Regions from separate parts of the Homo sapiens genome. Here regions 2 and 3 are each linked to region 1. Evidence: chromatin contacts called from ENCODE Hi-C or POLR2A ChIA-PET data. All regions are on one chromosome and are shown on one strand. Each heading gives the region's core, a stretch centred on a gene start or an enhancer-like site at or near the end of the contact. The rest is flanking DNA. Distances are from core to core; before and after follow the strand shown. Region 1 holds the start of NCOA7 (nuclear receptor coactivator 7). Region 2 holds the start of ASF1A (anti-silencing function 1A histone chaperone). Region 3 holds the start of AKAP7 (A-kinase anchoring protein 7).

Region 1 (3,200 bases), core at 1-2,500:
ATGACCACCTGCTGCTGAAATGCCAAAGCCACCACTGTTAACGCTTTGCTCCGCCTTCCAGAGAGGTTATTACAGCTTAAGCTGCGTCAACAACCCAGAGGAGGCTGCTATCTAGTTTATCTGTGTGGAAGGCCTGTAACACACTGTTAACAGAGTAGTTGCAGGCCCTTCCTTGGGATATTTTTCTGCGTATAAGAGTGAATGAACTCCACGGCCAGATCCTCCTAGTCATGTTGCAGTGCTGGTCATGGGACCGCAGAGGGAACAGCACCCAACTGGGGATGGGGAGCTCACAGGCACAGGCCCCGCAGCTGATGCAAACCTTCCCCCTCCAAGGTTCTCTCGAGTCTCTGCCAAGAGTCGGCTGGAGGGCCCAACTGCTATGTTCTTATTGCTGTAATGACTGCAATTTGGCAGCATCCAGGATGGTGTACCGGGAACGGGAGGGGGAAGGAGATGGTGGGCCCCTCTGTTAAACGCAACGCCAGAAGGGACACAGGATGAATTTATTGTGGCCATCGGTCCTGAGCTGGAAGGAAAGTCAAAGGGCTTTAAAGCTGGGGAAAAGCTCTAACTCCTGCTCTGCTGTCAAAGCCTTACTTCCCACGAAGAGTAGGGGCCAGGCGGGCCAACTGTAAGGGGGAAGCGGCCCGGGGTGAGGTAAGAGGACCCTCCTAGGTGCCGCTGCCAGGCGGCGGTTCGCTGGGGCAGCAAGGCGCCCGCACTCGGGAGGCGCCACAAAGGGCCGAGGCCTGCGGAGGCCGCACGCGCAGCTCTCCGGGGCGGAGCCGCCGGGATCGCGGCAGCGGAGGCTGCAGCAGCCGCGGGTAGCCGGGGTGCCCAGCCTCCCAGCTCGGAGGTCGCGGGGGGCGGGGAGGATGCCGCAACTGCAGTCCGAGCGGCAGAGCCCGGCGCGAGCTCCCAGGCCCCCGCAACCGCTGTGAGGCGCAGCGCGCGCCACTGGCCGGGAGGAGCTAGAGGCGGGCGTCTGCACAGCGTCGCGCCACCCGTGACTGCCCGCCTTCAGCCGGGCCCGGGACCCCGTAGCGGCCCATGCCCTGACGGGGGGCGCAGCTGCGGGGCTGGCGAGGCGTCGCGCGTGGGAAGAGGCCTAAGACACCCCGACTGCGGCGGCTGCGCACACCCGATCCGGACGCGGGGCCCCGCGGGCGCGCGCCTCGGAGCTCCCGCCTCCTCCTCTTGCTCCTCCTCGGCGTACGGTCCTCCCCTGACCCCTCCTTCCACCCGCCGAGAGGATGCGCTCCCCGGCGCCCAGCAGCAGAGGCCACCGCTCCCAGAAATGCATGCGACCGATCCCCTTCTCCCGGACCCCAGGAGCCGGCGCCCCCGCCCTGTAGGTAGGTGGTGAGGCGGGGCCCAGCCCTCGCCGCCGCCCGCCGCTGATGCTGCCGCCGAGAGGCCGCGAGCAGGGTCCAGGACCGGCCAAACTTGCCTCCCGCCGGGGGCTCGGTGGAGCGCTCGGAGGTGTGCTAATGGCGCTGGGCGTAGCCCCCTGTGAACCTGAAAACCTCTGCTTGAGCTCGGGAGGCCGAGCGGGGGCGAAGGAGAGATTGACCCTTCCCCGCCCACCCCTTGGGGGGCTCGTGGGGGTGCGCGCCAGTACGAGAGTGGGGAGGACAGGTTGGCATGGGGCTTATTTGGGGAGAAGACCGTTGGATTTTCAGCAGCTCAGGTGGAAATATGTCACTGTGTTTTTCCGGCTGGATTAGCAGATGCGTTCTTCCCATCTTTCTAGCCAAAACATGTAGACAGGCAAAGGGTTATTAGTGGCATGTAGAAGTCGCTGTGGATTTTTGTGTATTTCAGAGCTAGCTAGTTGGTATATAAAATCGATGGGGCAAACCCTTACCGTCAACACGTTAGGGCCAATTTAGAGAAGGTCCTTCTAGAAGTCAGATTATTCTGGAGATCGATGAGGCTGGGATATTGTTGTGCTGAGTATTTAGGAGCCTCTGCTTACGTGAAGGGATGTGTTTTAAGAGTGGCAACTTTGATACAGGTGTCGGGAGTTGAGATTCTGCTGGAAAGATGTACCGGGTCAGCCAGCAGAGGCAGCCTTGTGCCCAGCCTAACTTCCAACTCGATGTTATGCTCTGTATTTCTCAGAAACTGGTTATGTATTAATGCTTTTTTTCTCCTCTAGGTGTAAAGTTTATACATCAGAGCTTTTGGCAAGATTCCCTCTTCCCAGACTATCATTTTTTATTTTATATTCAGCAATAAGGCTTAAAGTTTTGAAAAATGCATCACTGTAAGCTCCAATTTTATAGTCACTTAGGTATAGAGATTTGGAGAAGTGACTCAGTATAAGCTCAAATAGGACAGAATCTTGAATCTGTTTTTTTTTAAATCCTGTAATCTTCTGCATCTTATGCAGAATAAGTACCCATTAGTTATTTGTTGAATGAATGAACTGTGTTTCAAGCTTTCATCTAAAAACCACAATTTAGAATCACAGAATTGTTCTGTAGCCGGTGAAATTTAATTGAATTTCAAAAATTGCCTCTTTGTATAAATAGGCAAACTCAGTTATTTTAACATTTATATTTCAATTCTGACATCTTTAGGACCATATGCTATCTTTCTGTAATATGTCATCAAGGTTATGAGGTAATTCTCCCCAACTCTTAAGTTCATTTCATGTCTAAGCTTGCAAAATTTCCAGTCTCACTGGTAATCATGCCAACTTCAACTGTGCTCTCAAACACAATTTAAAAAGTAAAAGTCGTGTTTTAAAGAAAATTGTAAGTTACGCCAGAGGAAACAATGATTTGGTTAATAAGTGATGTATTCACTTATTTTAGAGTTGAGTTTTTCAGGTTTGATCTAATTATCATGTCTTTTATCACAGGCAAAAGTAGAAATAAAACATGTAGAAGTGTCTGTGATTCTTAAATGATTCAAAATGTGTGATATAGATACACAATTTAAACTGTTTTCTCCTCGGTATAGAAACACATCAGTTTCCAAATTTGACAGCCAGGGGATTGTGAAATGAGGGTTTGCAAGATACAGTGTCTTCCTGCTTTAAAATGTTATATCATTTTGAAAAAAAAAAAGAAAAACAAGGTTAACTGCATCAAACTTTATTTGCTTTATTTTTACACTATGACATTTTCTGTTTTGATTTCATCTTTTTTCCATCACATGAATTTCATGAGTCAGTGTGAACTTCTTTC
Region 2 (3,200 bases), core at 278-2,777, 6.9 Mb before region 1:
TGTTAGGACCAGCACTAATAAGAATGAAGAGTATGTTGTTTATCAGCCACAAAAATCTGTGTCTATCACCATGGTTTGACTCTTAATACTCTAATGTCACAAACAACTGGCTTGAAGAAGTGTTTTTTGGTAGGTCCTATATCTAACTGTTCAATCCACTGACAAAAAAAGGGAACTCTTCCCCACTCTAACCGGTTTTCCTAAATGTACGAGGGGTTGACATTAGCTGTCTCACATTAACTTTCAAAAGACCATCAGATGAAAACGTTTCATCAAAAGCCACCTACTTAAGTATGAACAATGACCAAAGAATGACAAATCAAAATTCTGGGCACTATACTAAGAGAAAACTCTTCCAGAACACATACTTAAGAATTAATTTTCTCTCTGAATTTGGCCAAGTTTGGTGGTTTCATTCACAACATTTAAGGAAAAAAATGATGGTTTATGGCTAGCAGATAATAAAACAAACCTTTATACCACTTACTAAATAGAAACGGTTTAGGCTCACAAATATGTTAAAGCTTTCTCTTTCCCCGCAATGGTAGCCAAGCAGCATAAACGAATCAACATTTCCTCAGTTCAGACCTCAACTGGTTACAGGCAAGCAAGGGCTCCTCAGAATTTGCTTTACTAACGGTTTAGGTCAGAAATTTTTTTGAAGATCAAATGTCTTGCTATGTCTTTGTGTTCTTTTTCCCATCTCTATTACGTTTGTTGCCCTGTTGGTCTCCTAACACTTCCATTTTCTCCTTTTATGTTCCTGCTATGCTCTCCAAATGGCAGTAACCTGAAGTATAACTGATCACACCTCTTGTGATTTTTTTTTATTCTAGGACTTCCCAGATCTGGACTCCGAAGAAGACGCCCAGGTGCAAGCCCAAAGGTTACCTATTTAAATTTTCCAAGCACAGTGTGTAGAAAATCATTCCTCGCCCTTCATTTTGTGTTGCTTAACGGCGCTGTCGTGCCTAAACGTAGATACTGGCCAAGAGCTAGATTTCCAAAATGGCTTTGCTCCTTTCGAGCTGACATCGGTCTATAACATGCAATTTATTTCCCCTGCAGCCAATCTTTCTCTCTACTCCAAATACTACCCGATACGCAGAAAGCTGAACCTAACCCAGTGTAAACACCGACTCTCATCTGCTAAATTCAGCAAGGCCGGCAAAGCTGTTGCACTGATGTAAAAAGAGCGTTAAATCAAAAAACCAAAAAAACAAAAAAAAAAACAAAAAAACGCCAAAACACCCACACGAAGCCAACTGGAGGGGCGGGCGTCGGCCGGATCGCGCCCTCCCGCCGCAGCCACGCCTCCCCGCCGCGGCCACGCCCCCTCCGCCCCTCTCCGCGCCGCCGCCGGCGGCCTCCGCGCGGGCCTCCCAGCCCTTATTCCACTCACTTTGTTCTCCGCCTTTGTCCTAATCCACACCAGCAGGTGGAGCCGCAGTTAAAGTTTCCGAGTCCATTCCGGGAGCGGGAGCCCATCTTGCTGGCTGCCGAGGCCCTCGCTGGAGGAGGAGGGTCAGAACTCGGGTGCAGCCAATCGAGGGCAACGCTGCTACTTATCAGAGCAGAATGGGCTGTAGTTTAGTGAAATAGGAAAGCTGCAAAACACTGTGGAGTGCTCCCGTGTAAATAAAAAGAGGAAAAAAGTTTCTCAAGTCGCCGCTGCACGACGTCTGGCCGGCGCTGGAGCGGGGGTCTGCGCTCTCCCGAGCGGCCGCGCGCTGGACTTTATTGTGCCGCAACCAGCCCCAGTTCCCATTGTTTGTGTTTTTTTCAAAATATGGCAAAGGTTCAGGTGAACAATGTAGTGGTGCTGGATAACCCTTCTCCTTTCTACAACCCGTTCCAGTTCGAGATCACCTTCGAGTGCATCGAGGACCTGTCTGAAGGTGAGTGCGGCGCCCGTGCGCCCGGGCTGTCAGTTGCGGGCTGCAGACGTTGAAAGTTTCCCGGGCCGGGCCTCGCGCTGGGCGGCTGTGTTCGGCGCCTGGCGGCCGCGGGCTGCTCTGCGGAGGGAAACTTGAAGTTGATGGACGACGGCCGCCGAGGCGCGCGCGGCTTTCCGCCGCAGCCCAGGCGCCTGCCGGGCTCAACTTGCGAGGAACTTGTTTGAGCGGAGGAGCGGAGGTAGCCATGTTGTCAGCTTTGTCTGCGGGCGGGCAGCTCGGAGACCCGCACTCGCTCCCGCTGCGCCGCCTGAGGTCGCGCCGGGCTGGCTCCGCGCCGCCAACAGCCTCCGCGACCCTCCGGGCCCGAGCACGGAGGCTGGGAAGGGAGAGGCTGTGCGTGTGGTCGCGCCGGCGAGTTCGGAGCGGAGCCATCTTACCCCGAGTCGAGAATTGGGCCAGCGACCCCGGCGCACGGCGCCTCCTCTTGCCCCGCCGCCCGCCTGCCCCCGGCGAAAGGCAGGCAGGCACTCTCGAGAGCTCACGGTGGAGTCGCCGCACTCTCCGGGCTGGCCATGCCTGGCCGCTTCGGGGAGGAGAGCGAGGCTGTCCTCGCGCTGATTTCTGGCTTCCTCGACCAACCAGCGGGGGAGGCGGGCGCAGGCTCGGCCCCTCCGCGCCGCGGGCTGGGCGCCGGCGCTCCCCGGGGGCCGTGGGTCCTGTTCGGCCGGTCCTCCTCGGCCGGCGCCCGGGATGCGCCGGGATGCTGGCGCGCAGGCTCCCCAACCAACGTGGACTCCTTTCCCCTAATGACGAAAAGCTAATTTCAGGAAGAGAAATAGAGCTGAGGTAGGAAGTTACATTTAACCTAAAAGCAGAAATAAGATACTTAAATAATTTCCAGGACTTAATCTCTGCCTTATAAATAGTCTGAAGGAAGACTTTCTTCAAGACCGTGTTGAAATCTAAAATAACTCCACATCCAAATACAGAACACACCCTAAACATAAAACACAAACGTAGGCTAGGAAATTAAGGTCAACTCCTCATGTCAGTCCAAGAATTCTTGGTATTTTTTCTACATATATTTTAAGGTCTTAAAAATACGTATTTTTAATATCTTTAGTAATAAATATTTAGAAAGCTAAAACGACAATTATCTTTGCTTTAATTATCTTTTACTAAAGTAATTCAGTGCTTCATTTGCCAGTTTTGAAGGGGAAATAGTTTAACTTCATCGATGAGGGACATACTTTGAACTAGAAGTATATGTAAAAAATGCATTGAAGATGATTTAGGTAATCG
Region 3 (3,200 bases), core at 701-3,200, 5.3 Mb after region 1:
CTCCACATGGTAGGTGTTGATAAGACTCTGTATTCATAATACTGGTGGTGAAAAATATGTGGCATTTGGGCTGTTACCTCTGCTTAGGTAAGAGAATGAAACTTCCATATATCTCTTGGTACACACCACAGGGGAAGAAAAATCTTTCTCCTGCCCATTTAGTTCACTAGGTTGGACTGTGTAAATTAAATTGACAAAAGACAGATTAAGACGAGAAAAGGATTATTACACATGCACATAGATGCTTCACAGGAAAGAACTAAAAGCCCGAAGAGGCAGTTAGAACTGGGGGCTTCTATACCATTTTAACGATGATAAAGTGTGGAGAGGCTAGACAAAGGAAAAGGGGGCTTAGCCTTTTTGCAGTATGGGAAGGTTACTAGAAAATGTATGGGTTTGTTATGCAGGTAAGACTCATTCTCCTCTTTCTGGTATGGGTGAGTGGTAAAGCTTTGTTGTTTGTTTGTTTGTTTGAGACAGGATCTGGCTCTGTTGTCCACACTGGAGTGCAATGGCATCATCTCAGCTCACTGCAACCTCCACCTCCTGGGCTCCAGCGATCCTCCCACCTCAGCCTCTGGAGTAGCTGGGATTACAGGCATGGGTCACCACGTCTGGTTAATTTTTGTATTTTTGGTAGAGACAGGGTTTTGCTATGTTGCCCAGGCTGGTTTCAAACTCCTGGACTCAAGTGATCCACTCGCCTTGACCTCCCAAAGTGTTGGGGTTACAAGCGTGAGCCACTGGGCCCGGCCTGGTAAAGCTTTAAAAATAAAAATTTATGTCACCTTTACGAAGGGAAATTTATGTCCTGCTTTTAGGCAGAAAGGGGGAGGTCAAAGTTGTTCCTGAGTCTTTAGTTTCTGAACTGTTTTAAGCTCAAGAATAATCCTTATGCTGAAGTGGCATATTTGGGGTGGCATATTCTCATCCTCTTCACTATGAATGTGGACCACATTTTTGCAGCTTTTATTTCCGCAGTTACTTATGTTTCTTTCTCTGCTATTATATGATCAGCTCCATAAGTAAAAGACCTGTCTTACCTGCACATCCTCAGCACAGAGCTCAAGCATTAAATAAATATTAGGGGAACTGGTTGTACTTTCCTACCAGCCCATAAATGGGCATCAGAAACTCAACGTGTTAGAATTATTTGAAAATCAGAGTAACTAGTTTGCCGACTTCTAGTGTGCAGCCTTTACGCCAGCTGTTGTGGCTGTGTAGGGGTCTTCTTTTCTTCCATCCCTATTCTACGATGCATTCAACATAAGCGAAGTGTTATTATTCACGAAAGGCGCTAATTTGTGGACGGATGCACCTAATGTTCTTAACCCCTGGTTTCTTCGCACTAAAACCAATCCCAATAGCATTCCGTTTCAAGTGAAAGGTTTTTATTTTTTTAAACTAAGTAAATTTCTTTTTCTCCCAATTTACTCACTGCAGTACCTTATACTACAAGAACCAGCAACTGGTTTCCTCTTAATGTCTAAACATAACATCATTGTTAAAAATTAGAGACTTTGTCACAATTTGCAGTTTTTAAAAGTAAGGTAAATAAAGTATCTCATTATACAGAAGTACAAGGTCTCGTTCTTGTACATTTCGCTCTTCCCAAATATTCTGCAATCAGAACCCTGATTGCAAAACTAAGCACATGGATTCTCAAAAGACACCAGGCCAGAGAATTCTTTCATCCTAGTCCCAATCTCGCCCTTGAAAGCGTGGGAGGGGCAAGGCTGCGCCACGGGAAATAAATGAGGGCTGCCAAAGGCCGTCGGAGGCCGCGGGGCTCGGCAGGCAGGCGAAGACCCAGCGTCGCATTGCAGAGTCGAGACGACCTGGGCTGCCGTGACGCCGCAGTCGCCGGCCCTAGTTTCCCCCGCCCTGCCCGAGCGCGTCCGCGCCTCTCGCCCGAATCCGGGTACCACCGGCGACTCGGGTCGGCCCCTTCTGGCTTGTTCCGGCGTCCGGCCTGGCATGCGGGTGCTGCGGCTGCTGCGGCTGCCGCCGCCGCTGCTGCCGCTGCCGCGGGGGCTGCGGCTTGGGAAGCTCCGCGCTTCCGCAGGCCTGGCCTCCGCCGCCCGGGCCCCCGCAGCCTGTCGCTGGACCCCGCGCCGGCCCAGCGCACCGCCCTCAGGCCCCGAGCCCCGCCCTGGCCTCCGCCTCGGCCTCGCCTCCAGCCCCGGGACGCGGCCCGCCACCGCCGCTGCCGCCAGCCCAGACGCGCCGCCCGCATGCGCCGCGACCATGGAGCGCCCCGAAGCGGGTGAGACCGGGCTGTCCAGCGGGCCGGGGCGGGGGCGACAGGAGCCGCGGGGGCCTGGGCCTGCTCTGCGCTCGAACTTTGGGAGGGCCTGACCCGCGCCGGCCCTTCTCCGAGTCTCCCTCCTTCCCAAAAGGACTCAGGGTAGCACCGAGAAGCCCGGTGCAACCGGGGTGTACATCAGTGCTGCCTGTAGCGAAGCGTTTTAATGCACGCATTGTGGGTCCGACAGGAGGCGGGGGTATGAGCCCATCCCCGAGTTTCACTTTTCTTTCTCCCTTTCTCATCCTGTGACCCTTTGCACAAAGTTCATGCCAGTACACATTCCTTCCGACGGTGTTGATGTGGGTAAATGTAAACAAAACCTAGTAAAATTTCGATTTTATCTTATATCACAAATATTAAGCACCCGAACCACCATACTGTCTCATTTAGGATTTTCTGCCAGGTTTGGACATGACCGCTTTTAAAACTGGCGCCAAGTCTACACTAGCGCCCGGAATGAATTTCCAGTTTAGGTCAGCGTTTGTTGTGAACTGAACTTTGTGATAGAGCGAGTTAGGGGTGGACTTTCGGTAAAAGGGTCCGCAAACCAATTAGAGAAAAGGTGCTCCTCTGCAAGAGTTTCATAGGATAAACTCATAGAAGAGTATAAAAAGCATAAAAACGTTAAAGTGTACTATATAAATAGCAGTTAATCGTGTGAATATGTTGACAATTGTTAAGTGAATGATGACAGTGAGTTTTTGCATTTAGGAAATGCATGGGAATGGAAATTGTTAAGGAGAAAAGAGCCATACTCCAGTTCCTTGTTTAAGTGCCGTGGCTTTGCAATTCAGGATCCTGTTAGCATATCTGTATATTTTCCTTACTCATAAAGTTTAAGATGTTTGTGGAGGTTACTTCCTCCTTTCATCCATTTTCGGACACTATTAAC

The links. Hi-C counts contacts between places; a loop is a spot of excess contacts on that map. ChIA-PET counts read pairs that join two places held with the same protein, here RNA polymerase II (POLR2A). Pooled maps may share reads with other maps.
Region 2: a loop to region 1 is called in a map of naive thymus-derived CD4-positive, alpha-beta T cell, with 7 times the contacts of the local background. The contact joins the promoter of ASF1A here to the promoter of NCOA7 in region 1. A Hi-C loop is called at or near these places in 1 of 168 maps with a recorded cell type or tissue (naive thymus-derived CD4-positive, alpha-beta T cell), 1 of 37 single-sample maps with no recorded cell type and 9 of 50 pooled maps. POLR2A ChIA-PET finds 5 or more read pairs at or near these places in 1 of 52 experiments (GM12878).
Region 3: a loop to region 1 is called in a pooled map, with 3 times the contacts of the local background. The contact joins the promoter of AKAP7 here to the promoter of NCOA7 in region 1. A Hi-C loop is called at or near these places in 3 of 50 pooled maps. POLR2A ChIA-PET finds 5 or more read pairs at or near these places in 2 of 52 experiments (CD8-positive, alpha-beta memory T cell and activated B cell).

Annotation. Positions count from the first base shown.
Region 1 is chr6:125,789,710-125,792,909 of GRCh38, forward strand. NCOA7 (nuclear receptor coactivator 7) reads left to right here and starts at 1,251. Exons shown (of 16, transcript NM_181782.5): 1 at 1,251-1,358. RefSeq lists silencers at 1-83, 674-1,513 and enhancers at 537-1,037, 1,038-1,538, 1,734-1,833.
Region 2 is chr6:118,892,625-118,895,824 of GRCh38, forward strand. It overlaps ASF1A (anti-silencing function 1A histone chaperone), which reads left to right and starts at 1,528. Exons shown (of 4, transcript NM_014034.3): 1 at 1,528-1,898. The coding sequence starts at 1,790. The region is part of intron 8 of MCM9 (minichromosome maintenance 9 homologous recombination repair factor); the gene reads right to left. RefSeq lists silencers at 1,263-1,402, 2,193-2,722 and an enhancer at 1,723-1,812.
Region 3 is chr6:131,133,517-131,136,716 of GRCh38, forward strand. It overlaps AKAP7 (A-kinase anchoring protein 7), which reads left to right and starts at 1,951. Exons shown (of 8, transcript NM_016377.4): 1 at 1,951-2,266. The coding sequence starts at 2,248. RefSeq lists enhancers at 1,582-2,082, 2,519-2,578 and silencers at 1,909-1,998, 2,149-2,258.